Regions from separate parts of the Mus musculus genome. Here region 2 is linked to region 1. Evidence: chromatin loops called from intact Hi-C (ENCODE). Cell type or tissue: left cerebral cortex. All regions are shown on one strand. Each heading gives the region's core, and the rest is flanking DNA. Links, peaks and the distances in the headings are about the cores only.

The links. Hi-C counts contacts between places; a loop is a spot of excess contacts. Peaks named below come from ENCODE experiments on the same cell type or tissue, not always from the same donor. Only the 100,000 strongest peaks of a DNase experiment are listed, where the experiment ranks them.
Region 2: it touches region 1 in a loop (3-fold over the local background); 5 of 42 quality-filtered maps call a loop at or near these places.

The regions. Positions count from the first base shown.
Region 1 is chr11:73,278,767-73,284,557 of GRCm38, forward strand. Trpv3 (transient receptor potential cation channel, subfamily V, member 3) reads left to right here. Exons shown (of 18, transcript NM_145099.3): 5 at 150-304; 6 at 996-1,172; 7 at 2,908-3,048; 8 at 4,827-5,107. Among named protein-coding and RNA genes, the nearest start is that of Trpv3, 14 kb to the left of the region's middle. In left cerebral cortex, for the core only: a CTCF peak has its summit at 3,070; DNase peaks (open chromatin) are centred at 3,013, 4,383 and 4,785; H3K4me3 peaks cover 382 bases; H3K27ac peaks cover 887 bases.
Region 2 is chr11:74,351,370-74,357,160 of GRCm38, forward strand. No RefSeq gene overlaps it. Among named protein-coding and RNA genes, the nearest start is that of Olfr411, 6.6 kb to the left of the region's middle. In left cerebral cortex, for the core only: no CTCF peak of the experiment used is centred there; no DNase peak of the experiment used is centred there.

The DNA.
Region 1 (5,791 bases), core at 255-5,254:
ACAGAACACAAACATGGGCATCGGCAAAGATGTAGGAGGCATAGGAGTTGGAGCAGTGGCCCGGAAACTAGTAGCTCTGGTGGTGGAGAGGAAGAGAGTAGGAGTGGGAGGCGAATGCAGGATGAATTCACAATGCCTTCTGGTCTTAGCGCAAACCTGGCCAAGGAAGAACAGAGGCAGAAGAAGAAGCGACTGAAGAAGCGCATCTTCGCGGCTGTGTCCGAGGGCTGCGTGGAGGAGCTGCGGGAACTCCTACAGGATCTGCAGGACCTCTGCAGGAGGCGCCGCGGCCTGGATGTGCCTGGTCAGTGCCCGACCCTGGCATAAAGTGCAGGCCCCAGGGACCATGGTTGGGTTGGCTTGAACCCTGCTCCATCTCTTGTGGGGCTGGAGCATGAGGCACCTTGGATATTGGGATAGCAATCTTGTGCTTGACTTAGAGGACCACGGGGAGTCATGGATGGGTTTAGGCAGTAAGAGGGCGTGGTCTGGCTACTGTGTGGAGTAAATCTGGAGAGGGTTGTTGTTCTAAAGTGTTGGGACTCTGAAGCAGGCCTGGGGACTGGGGGAGGGGGGTGTTCCTCGGGCATTGACGGGAATTAAAGGCTTTGGGAGTCCATAGCTGTTGGGGGATCAAGGGGAGAAGAAGGTTGACGGGGAGGTGCCGAGATGCACTTTTAGACCACGAGGAGGGATATGATGGGGCACCAACATGGGCAGCTCGGCTTCAGGTGACATTGTCTTTCTGCCAGATGGTAGCGAGCCTTGAATAGCAAGCCAGGAAGGGAGCTGGAGGAGGACTGGGGAGAGGAAAAAAAGAGGATCTGGTAGCACAGGGTTGGGAGCCCCCAGTGCAGGGTAGCGGGCATGCTTCCAAGGTGTGAGGCTGCAGCTTCCACTGTTCCGTCCGTCCTTCCTGCCCCGCCTTTATCCTTGACTGTCTGCAGACTTCCGTCTGTCCTTCCTCCCCCGCCTTTATCCTTGACTGTCTGTAGACTTCCTCATGCACAAGCTGACAGCCTCAGACACCGGGAAGACCTGCCTGATGAAGGCTTTGCTCAACATCAATCCCAACACCAAAGAGATCGTGCGGATTCTGCTTGCCTTCGCTGAGGAGAACGACATCCTGGACAGGTTCATCAACGCTGAGTACACGGAAGAGGCCTATGAAGGTACCTGAAGGCAGAGGCAACCTAAGGGCAAGGGGAAGAGGTTGGGATTTCCCAAGGTGGGTGTGGCTACAGATACAGCCCATCTTGCCTCACAGAGGCACTTTGGCTATGGAGAAGTCAAATATGTAGCAGGCACCCATCTTAGCCTTTCTTTTCCCTGTAAATAATGCTGAGCGTGGGTGAACAAGTCAGGAAACCTTGATGCTTGTAAAAAGACGACTTTATATGGAATGTGCCAGGAACAGAAGTAAAGATGATGTAATGTGACAGAAAGTGACTGGGGTGAGCAACTGTACAGTGGTGGGCTTGACCAAAGCTTACCTGATGGGAAGGATTCAGAGCAGGGTCAGGGTCAGAGCCCCAAGATGGGCCAGGGCTTGTTGGATTTGACACTAGGAAGATGGCACGGCCTGGGGGTGTTATTCAATTGAGGAGAGCTTCCCTAGCATGTGCAAGACACTGTTAGATTCTCAAGAACCACAAAGCAAAGAAGCGAACAAAGAAGGAAGCAGAAGCCTGGAGATGAGGCTGGAGAGCTGGGTAGGGGGCCAGCAAAGCCAGCAGTCAGCCCTGCAGTCATGAATGATAGAAGCGGTCCCATTTCAGTCTGGTTTTGTGGAGCCAGGGAATATAATTTAATACCTTGTTTCCCTGACCAGGAAACACACTATGAACTGTTAACGGGCTATGCCCTGAGTCTCTGGAGTCAGTACACAGCTTGTCACAGTTACTAGGAGTGATTAGCTCATGATCAGCTGTCTTGCTGACATGCCAGGAGGTGTAAACACCTCAACTTTTCTGGGTGGGGGAGGGGCTCAGATAGGGGTCTTTAACCCTCCTCATGGGTAAAGCAATCTTGATTTATTATTTGAACTCTACATACTTTCACAAGGGAAAGTCATGGCACTATGGAGGAGGGGCGGGAACCCCGGGGAGGAATTGCTGTGATTGATGGCTGAACGAAAAGAGTGAAAGTGAGCCACATCCTGTTCTCAGTCTGTCACTTGAGAGCAGACACCAGTCCTGCGGAGGTTCAGACAAGTGTCTGAGGCTTACTTGTCCTGCCTCCCCCCACCCCTTCTGTGCTTTTCTTTCTTTTTGTTTATAGTTCAGGATCCTATGGCACAAGATCCCTTCAATTTTGGGGTGGCGGTCCTGGGAAGTGCTTGGACCATGGAGCTATATCCCCACCTCTTCTTAAAAACATTTGAGCTACAGTCTCACTAAGTTATTCAGGTTGGCCTTGAACTCACTTCACAGCCCAGATAGTCTTGATCTTCCTGCCCCTGTCTGCTGAATAACTGGGCCAATAGACCTGCCTAGTGAAATCCTTTTGAGGGCAAGTTTGGAGTTTGTTGCTCATGGTCGATTTCCCCCATGGAGAGGTTGAACACATTTTTGATAGAGTTAATGTACTAACCTTATTTGTCCCTGTAGTAAGGCTTTTCTGTCCTGGCCACACATCCTCCTTTTCAGCCTTCCCTAGCCTCTTTACCAAGCCCTTGCTGTTGCTTTTGCAGCAGGTCATGGGTACCCCTGCTCTGGTTTTCTCTGTTGCGGGGTGCAGCTCATTCCTGCTTTCCCAGAATTCAACTGGTATCAACAGGGTATCCCCATACATGGTATCTACACCCTTAGTATTTTCAGTCAGCTACTGCCACCTGGAGTCAAGGGGACTCCAAGATCAGCTTTAGGTTGTCCTAGGTCCTTGAGCACCCATGCCGGCTATTTACAGGGCAGACAGCGCTGAACATCGCCATCGAGCGGCGCCAGGGAGACATCACAGCAGTGCTTATAGCAGCGGGTGCTGACGTCAATGCTCACGCCAAGGGGGTCTTCTTCAACCCCAAATACCAGCATGAAGGCTTCTATTTTGGTAGGTGATGCCGCAGGAGCGGAAGATGGGGGAGAGAGGAGGAGGAGGGGCTTTCTGTCCTGTGCTCTGCTGCGACCAGCCCTACCACACAGGGGTGCTACAACACAGAGTCTCCTCCGTGCGCGCATGTGCATTACGACTGGGTTGGTGCTGAGTCAGGTGGAGGAGCCTGCCTGACAGTACTACCTGGTAGCAGTAGGGCTCACACCTGCAGAGAGAATAAAGACGTGTGTGTGTGTGTGTGTGTGTGTGTGTGTGTGTGTGTGTGTGTGTGACATCTGGACAGACTGGCAGAGTGAAGGGGGAGAATCCCTGACAGCGCAGCAATCCAAACCCAGTTTTGTTGTGTGTGTTAGAAAGATGTCCTTACAGGGGGAGCTTCTGTGTAAGCCTGAGGTTCCAGAACCTCCAGAACTTTGTGGTCAAACAAAAGGACAGACTCTGTAATGTCCTTCCTTCAAACCTGGTTTATTTACTGTTTCATTTCTCTCTCTCTCTCTCTCTCTCTCTCTCTCTCTCTCTGTGTGTGTGTGTGTGTGTGTGCGCGTGTGCATGTATGTGTGTATGTGTTCATGTACATGTATGTGTGTATGTTTTGGTGGGAGGTTAGAATTGGCACAAACATCTTTCCCCCTCTTCTGACAATGTTTACATTGCCTTTACAAATTCTTTGGGTTAAAAAAAAATGTGTACTTTAGGTATAGTGAAATCCACCCATTTTAGTGTACAGTTTTGTTACTTTTATGCCACCACCATCCCAGTCAGGATGGGTGGTTGGAAGCCCCACTGGGCCTGACTGTCACTGCTCTGTGTCTCTCTGTCTCTCTTGTGTATGTACGGTTTATACGTGAGGTGTATGTGAATGTGGGCACAGAGGACAGAGGGGACACTGGTGTTCCCTGCATTACTTTTCATCCTTTTCCCTTGAGTCAAAATGTGGTGGAACTAGGTGGGTGGCCAGTAAGCCCCAGAGACTTTGTCTCTGCACCTGTGCCAACCATGCCCAGCTCTCTACATGGGTGCTGGGGATTTGAACCCAGCTCCTCATGCTTGCACAGCAAGCAGTCTTACCCACTGAGCCATCTTCCCCACCTTTGGGTTTTTAGTCAGCAGGACCAGATGAGTCTGGGAATCTTTGAGGACAGCTTCTTGCTCGGTCAGTCATGTGTCCTCATTGCCCAGCCTAGGACCTAATTAAAGCCAGAGTTGGGAAACATTTGCTGGGTGGAATAAAGAGAGGGCACAGGTGGGAGTAAAAAGAGGGAGAAGAACCCAGAGTTTTGTCTGGGTGGGTGGAAGGGTTTATAAATCTAAATAGGGCATTGAGAGTGAGTCACCAAGAAGGTGGGATCTGAGCGAAGACTGGGAATGGTCAGCGCGGAGCAGCTGCAGGAAGCATAGCAGTGTATGCAAAGGCCCAGAGCTTAGAGAATGTCTCTTGTTGGAGTAAGGAGGCCATTGTGACAGGAGAGGTGTGAGCATGGGTGAGAGGATGAGAGAGAGGGCTTTGTGCAGGGTGCTGGGTAAGTGGGGGACCTAGAGGAGATGTTCTGCTCCTCTGCTGAGCAGAGTGTTGGAAAGTCAGTGGGGAGCAGGGAGCACAGGTGGCTATGGTGTAAACCCACTTCAGTCTTCACTGAGCAAAGGGGAGGTGGTCAGGGAGCCTCAGGGGTCAGTGCCGCTGTGATGGCCAGCATCTGGGCCTCTGGGACTGCGGCCTGGAGGATATTGCTTTTGGCCTATGAGAGGACTGAGCTCAGTCACTCCCCTCCCCCCAGGCGAGACACCCCTGGCTTTGGCAGCGTGTACTAACCAGCCTGAGATTGTGCAGCTGCTGATGGAGAATGAGCAGACAGACATCACTTCCCAGGATTCCCGGGGAAACAACATCCTGCACGCGCTGGTGACAGTGGCTGAGGACTTCAAGACTCAGAATGACTTCGTTAAGCGCATGTATGACATGATCCTGCTGAGGAGTGGCAACTGGGAGCTGGAGACCATGCGCAACAACGATGGGCTCACACCACTGCAGCTGGCTGCCAAGATGGGCAAGGCTGAGGTGGGGCCCCGCAGCAGATGTGGGGGCTGGGGAAACGTGGTGCACTTCTGAGGAGCCCACAGGGCTCCAGCCTCAACTCTGGGAAGGCTGCAGCTTAGGTCTGGAAGTGCAGTGGTGGCTCAGTGAAATCCAGCACGTGGGCCACCCCAAGACATCAATCCTGCACCCCTGAGTTCATGCTCTCTTCCTGGGACTTCCTAGGTGGGGCCAGACTGGGAAATCCCTGAGGCCAAGGTGATGCAATATCTCAGGTGCTTTGTGGTTGAGCATTCCTGAGTGGTGACACTCAACCACAGGCTGTGTGTTTGTCCTTCAGGCTTGCTTCTTGGGGGGAGGGCTGGGGAGGGGGCAGTGGTTCCAGAATGGCTACTCTGGGTCCACAGCCAATGGGCTTCTCCCTGGCAAATAGGAGGATCTTAGTCTGTTGGTCAGGCTTCTTCTCCAGCACAGTGTGGCTATATGGGCCCCTTTGCCTGTGTGATGTGGTCAAAGAACTCCAGGCTGATCTGAGCACCTTGGGAAGACCTAGGCTGGGACAGGCTGATGTGTTTCTCTGTGGCTGGAGCTGTGGTCTGGCTGATATAAGATTTCTTCTCAGGAAATGGATCTTGGGAGGGGAGTGTGGCTTCTGGGAGACTGTGGAAGAACACTGGATAGTTAGCATCTATTGAGCAATTCCAGCTG
Region 2 (5,791 bases), core at 572-5,571, 1.1 Mb after region 1:
AATTACAAAGTGCTCTTTTGTTTCTTCTATCCACAACTGTTTCATCTAGAATGATTTCTTATTCCTAACTCTAAACTTTTTTGAATGAAAATACACATCCCCTATGGGGGTCACCCTGCTTTCCACTGCTTCCCGCTAACCTACTCTAGCATCTTTGTCTCTGCCACCCTCTTGTATGGCCACTTCTCTGTAGGACACAGCTGTGTTCCTTCATGGCTTATGGGAGGGAAGACATTCAGCTGTCTTAGCTTCATATTCTCAATACCTAGTTTATATGCAGTAGATTTTCAGTATTTCCAAAATAAATGCTGAATGAACTTTAGAACTAAAGCCACGAGACCAACATGACTTCAGTGAGAAGGGACACTGGACTGGGCTGAAGGGGCTGAGGAGGTCTCTTGGCTGAGCCAGAAACTATGCAAAATGAGAAAGTGATGTGTTTATAGGAAGTACAAGCTTGAGTGAAAGGCACAGATGCACTGCTGTGGGATTTTTTAATCTTTGTTTCTATGAGATGTTTCTAAGGACTCATTAGGAAGAATTCAAACAACTGACTTATTCACGCATGATTTTTTTTCCCAAACAGCCCCCCAAAATTTGTCAATTAGGAGGGCAAGGCCCTATGAATAAATAAGGCCAAACCAGAAGAGTGAAGCTCACAGAGAATCCCATGACCTCTGTTCTGTGCAGGTGGAACTTACTTGTCATTCCCAAGATTCTGGGATGAGCTAGGTCTGTACATCCAAGAGGTTGGTCTCACACAAGGCTACTGTAGTGATCTTGGCAGGAAAGTCCTCCTGCCATTCTCATGCATCCAGCCTGAGATGCAGGCCTTCTTAAATTGAGCCTTAAGGACTCTCTGATGTCCCAACCAAACTCTAAGGGTCTGATGGAGAGTCTCAGTCAGGCCCTCTGATGAAGTCAAGATGGCTGGGTCCAGGCAGAAAGGCTGGATTCTCTGAATGTGCTCATCCCCCATTAGAAACAATAAGTAAGCAGGTTTCACCCAGGGAATCTGCCAGATGACAGAAGGGCCCTGGCAAGGGTGACTACCCACCCCTGCCCAGCTTTTTGTTTCATTCAATGGGTTATCTAAACAAGACTTGAATCCTCTGAAATAAGATTCTTTCTCATTTGGTAGCAGCTCCAGTGACTTCTCAAGGAGCAAAAGGGAGCTCCCAGGAGTACTCACTTACCTGTTGCAAGTCCTGAGCTAGGTAAGGCTTCTCTGGAAGAGAAAGGAGAGAGGGAGGCACTGTACAGGCCCTAGTCCCAGGGAGCAAGGCGGGGTCATACATGAGGAAAGAAGTAAAATGGAGATGAGATCATCCCACTGTGGGGCTCCATCCACCATAGCATCACTCTCTAGGGACCTCAGAAATTAGCCCTCCCAGGAAGGAAGAGTTTAGGGAGCTGCAATCCAAAAAGTAACCCATGTTTTTAATGAACCAAATAATAATGCTTTGTGACATTTAACTATTGAAGAAAAAAAAAAGTCCTCACACCCCATCCCCTGTTCTACCTCTCATTAATTCCATGAGAGTAACGAGGGAGTTTAGCAACCCCGTTTTTCTTTATTTTTAAAGATTTATTTATTTATTTTATGTATATGAGTACACCATTGCTCTCTTAAGACACACCAGAAGAGGGCATCAGATTCTATTACAGATGGTTGTGAGCCACCATGTGGTCACTGGGAATTGAACTCAGGACCTCTGGAAGAACAGTTGGTGCTCTTAACTGTTGAGCCATCTCTCCAGCCCAGCAATCCCGTTTTTCACATGAGGATTATGAAGTCTAGTGTATTCATTCTCTCCAGTCACTGTGGAACTAAGGACGATGCCTAAGTGAGTTGTTCTATGCTGTCTCTGAGAATCCTAAGCAGAGAAAACCAGGTCCCAGGTGGAATGACCTAGCAATGGGAAGGGGGCACAAGAAAAAGAGACAAAAGGAAGATGCTTTCTCGAGACTCACATGCCTAATGAGTGCCACATGAAGGTAGCATCTTTCCCCCTCAGGATGCTGTTAGCAGGGTCCTAGGGTGCATGGAAGGGTCTCATGAGGGGAAGGCAGTAGAAGACCTGAGCTGTTAGGATGGTCCAACCCAGAAATGCCACTGCACACTGATTTTCCAGGGCCTTATAAGCTGAAGGTCCCAATGATGAGATTAATACAGATGGGATGGGATCTTAGTCCAGCCCCCCCCCCCACCTAAGTGCACCTCGGCTAAACAGGACTTTCCTATCATGGTAGAGGATGTGCCTTCCTTGGGCACAGGACCTTTCTTCCCTTTTCATGATTTCTAGGGCAGCCTGGTATGGGATGAAAAGCAGCCAGACCCGCTGATCTTCTCAATGAAAATAGAGTACCATTTCATCTACCCAGGGTTGACCTGAAAATCAAATTAAACATACACAAAGTGCATACTAAGGAATCAACAAATACTATGAATGATAAAATAACAAAAACCGATTGTTATTTTGCTGATGTATCTTAATCTTCATAAAAGCTCCTTTTTAAATCTTGTTTATTAGATATTTTCTTTATTTATATTTCAAATGCATAAAAGCTCTTTCATGTAGCCTCAGTATTTGCCCAACTACAGGGAAGGAAACAGGCTCAGAGGAGCTTTACTGGTTTGCCCAGTGTTGATGCAGCAGAGCAGGGACTCAAATTTCCAAATCAAGTTTTGACAGTTTTTCTTCTCTTCTTCCAACTGCTGAGAAACACAATTTTGTCCATTTTACCTACCCTCCGTGATTCTGTTTCTACCTTCAAGACTGAGGTTTGTGTCGGCTCTATCACATGCAGTCCTGGATCTCTCCATCTGTATGATGTTAGCCAGTGGGAAGGGGTGAGAGGCCACATACTCACCGTCAGATATTTGTAGTTCATCTTGTGCAAGTGTTCAGTGTCTGCCTCATTAGGGATAGGGTGCATGGAGCCTGGCACCCACAAGCAAGGCATGCTAATTCCAGTGTCAGGAATTCTATCTAAAAGCTACCATCACCTACACAGTAGCATTCTTAGTACTTGACTGTTCTGCCCATCACAACATATCTTAGAAGAAAACATGTCATATTTGATTAAAATTAGAGAAACGAATCCAAACATCAAATCAGAAGGCCTAGAAATACTCTGTGTAAACTTGATATATACCATGCATCCATCTAGAGAATGATGTATTCAGGGGTAGGAAAATGGGCAGGCCTTTCAGTAAACAGTGCTGTAAGAATCCAAGATCTATAGAGGAAAAACAAACAAACAAAAACAATGACTTCCTTGTCATATACTCAAAAATGGAAAAATGTTTTCAGTTTCAGGTACTGAGATACTTATATTAAAAAATGAAAGTGCAAAAATATTAAGACAGGTGTGGCAGTGCCTATAGGTCCAGCACTCGGAGGTGGAAGTAGGATGATCAGGAATTTAAGGTCATCCTCAGCTATATACTGAGTCTAAGGCCAACCTATGCTACATAGACCTTTTCTAAAACAAAACATGCCTAGCAAAAATTTAAATATATTCTGTAAAATAAAGTTATGATCTTTTGCAAGGTTACTATTTAAACTTACTTTATCAGCATACGCTTTGTGACTCTCTCTTTGCACAATTTTTGTCCCTGTTTCTGTTCCTATTGTCCCTGTTTTTCTTCTCTCCTTGATCTCCCTAATACTAAAGACTTTTTGCACTACGTTCATGACTTCAGACCTGACTTCCTCCAACTTTTGTAACATCTTTTGAGTATCAGAGGCTGACTGCATCACAAAGGCTATGTTCATAGATTGCTAGTTTTCTAGGGCCCCCAGATTAATCATGATATATTCTTACTCAGCATTGAGGGGTCACTCCAAGAAACCAGCACAGGATTCCTCACTTCCTTGGAGAACTTCAGAGACCTTAGAGAGATTAATTGGCTTTCCAGTGGTTCTCATTCTAGTCAGGAAGGCATGACAGTGGGCATCTAGAGGTTCATTAGTGTTGGGATCCCAATTAGGTTGAGTAGAAGGAAGGGTTTGCTTATCTGTCTCCTCCATGGTTGCCGGAAGAACAGATAGGCAAACTCAGACAGAGAGACTCACTGCTGGACCAGAGTCTACACCAGCTGCCAGAACTCCAGTCCCCAACTCAGGCAGAAACTACTTGCTGGACTAGAGACCACATTGGCTGCCAGAACCCCAATAGAAGACCCACACACAGACCTCTTCCACTGTCTTCATGACCCCCACTATCTACAATCACCACTCCCCTCTTAATCACTGTGCCCCACCACAAACTCGGTTAGAGCCCCACTGTTGGGCCAAGGTCACACTAGCTGCCAGAGGTCTAGCACTCAACTCAGACAGAGACTCCTTGCTGGACCAGAGGTTATGCTGTCTGACAGAAATCCAAGCCACAAAGACCAAACTGGAAACAAGAACCAAGGAACAAAACATATATAACAAATATAAACTCAGAAATCAGGACCTAGACATATGATAACCACAAACACAGATGGCTAGATGCCAGTGTAAGAACAAAATCAACAACAGCCAGAGCAAAATGTCACCACCAGAGCCCAGCTATCCTATCACAGCAAGCCCTCAATATTCTAACACCACTGAATGCAAGAAAATGAACTTAAAACTAACTTTATGGAGATGATAGTGGTCCTAAAAGATTAAATAAAGAAATCCTTTAAATAAATACAGGAAAACACAAACAAACTATTGAAGTAAATGTATTTAAGAAATAAATCCTTTAAAGAAAGCCAAAAAAAAAGTTGAAGGAAAGAAATAAAATTGTTCAAGACCTTAAAAATGAAAATAGAAGTAATAAAGAAAACACAAACTGAGGAATTCTGGAAATGGAAAATCCAGATACGTGAACAGGACCTACTAACACAAGCATCACCAACAGCATATAAGAAATGGAAGAAAAATCTCAGGCATTGAAGGTATGATAGAAGAAATAGAAACACTGGTCAAAGAAAATGTTAAATCTAACTTCAGGAAATCTAGGACACTATGAAAAGATAAATCCTGAGAATAATAGGAATAGGAGGAGAAGGCCCAGAAAATATTTTCAACAAAATCATAGAAGAAAATTTTCCTAACCTAAAGAAGGACAAGACTATGAATGTATAAAGCACTTATACATTTATAGAACACTAAATAGATTGTACCAGAAAAGAAAGTCCTGTCCCATCCCATTTGATTACTGCCACATAGTAATCAAAACACTTAACTACAGAACAAAGAAGGAATACTGAAAACTAGAAGGGAAAAGAGCAACAGATAAAGGCAGACCTATTAGAATTATACCCGACTTTTCAACAGAGACTCTAAAAGCCAGAAGGGCCTGGGCAGATGTCCTGCAGACTCAAAGAGATTCAGACTACTTGCTAGCCCAGCAAAATTTTCAATCACCATACACGGAAAAACAAGATATTCCATAACAAAGCCAAATTTAAACAGTATCTATCTACCAATGAAGCCCTATAGAAAATACTAGAAAAAATAAATTCAAACAATATCTATCCACAAATCCAGCTCTACAGAAGATACTAGGAAAAAAAAACTCCAAATCAAGGAGGTTAACTACATCCTCAAAAACACAGGAAATAAATAATCTCACACCAGCAAAACCAAAAGAAGGGAAGTGTACACACACACACAAACCAACAACAAAAACAAAATAACAGTAATTAGCAGTCACTGGTCATTAATGTCTCTCAATATAAATGGACTCAATTCCCCAATAAAAGACACAAGCTAACAGAATGGATTAAAAACAGGATCCATCATTCTTC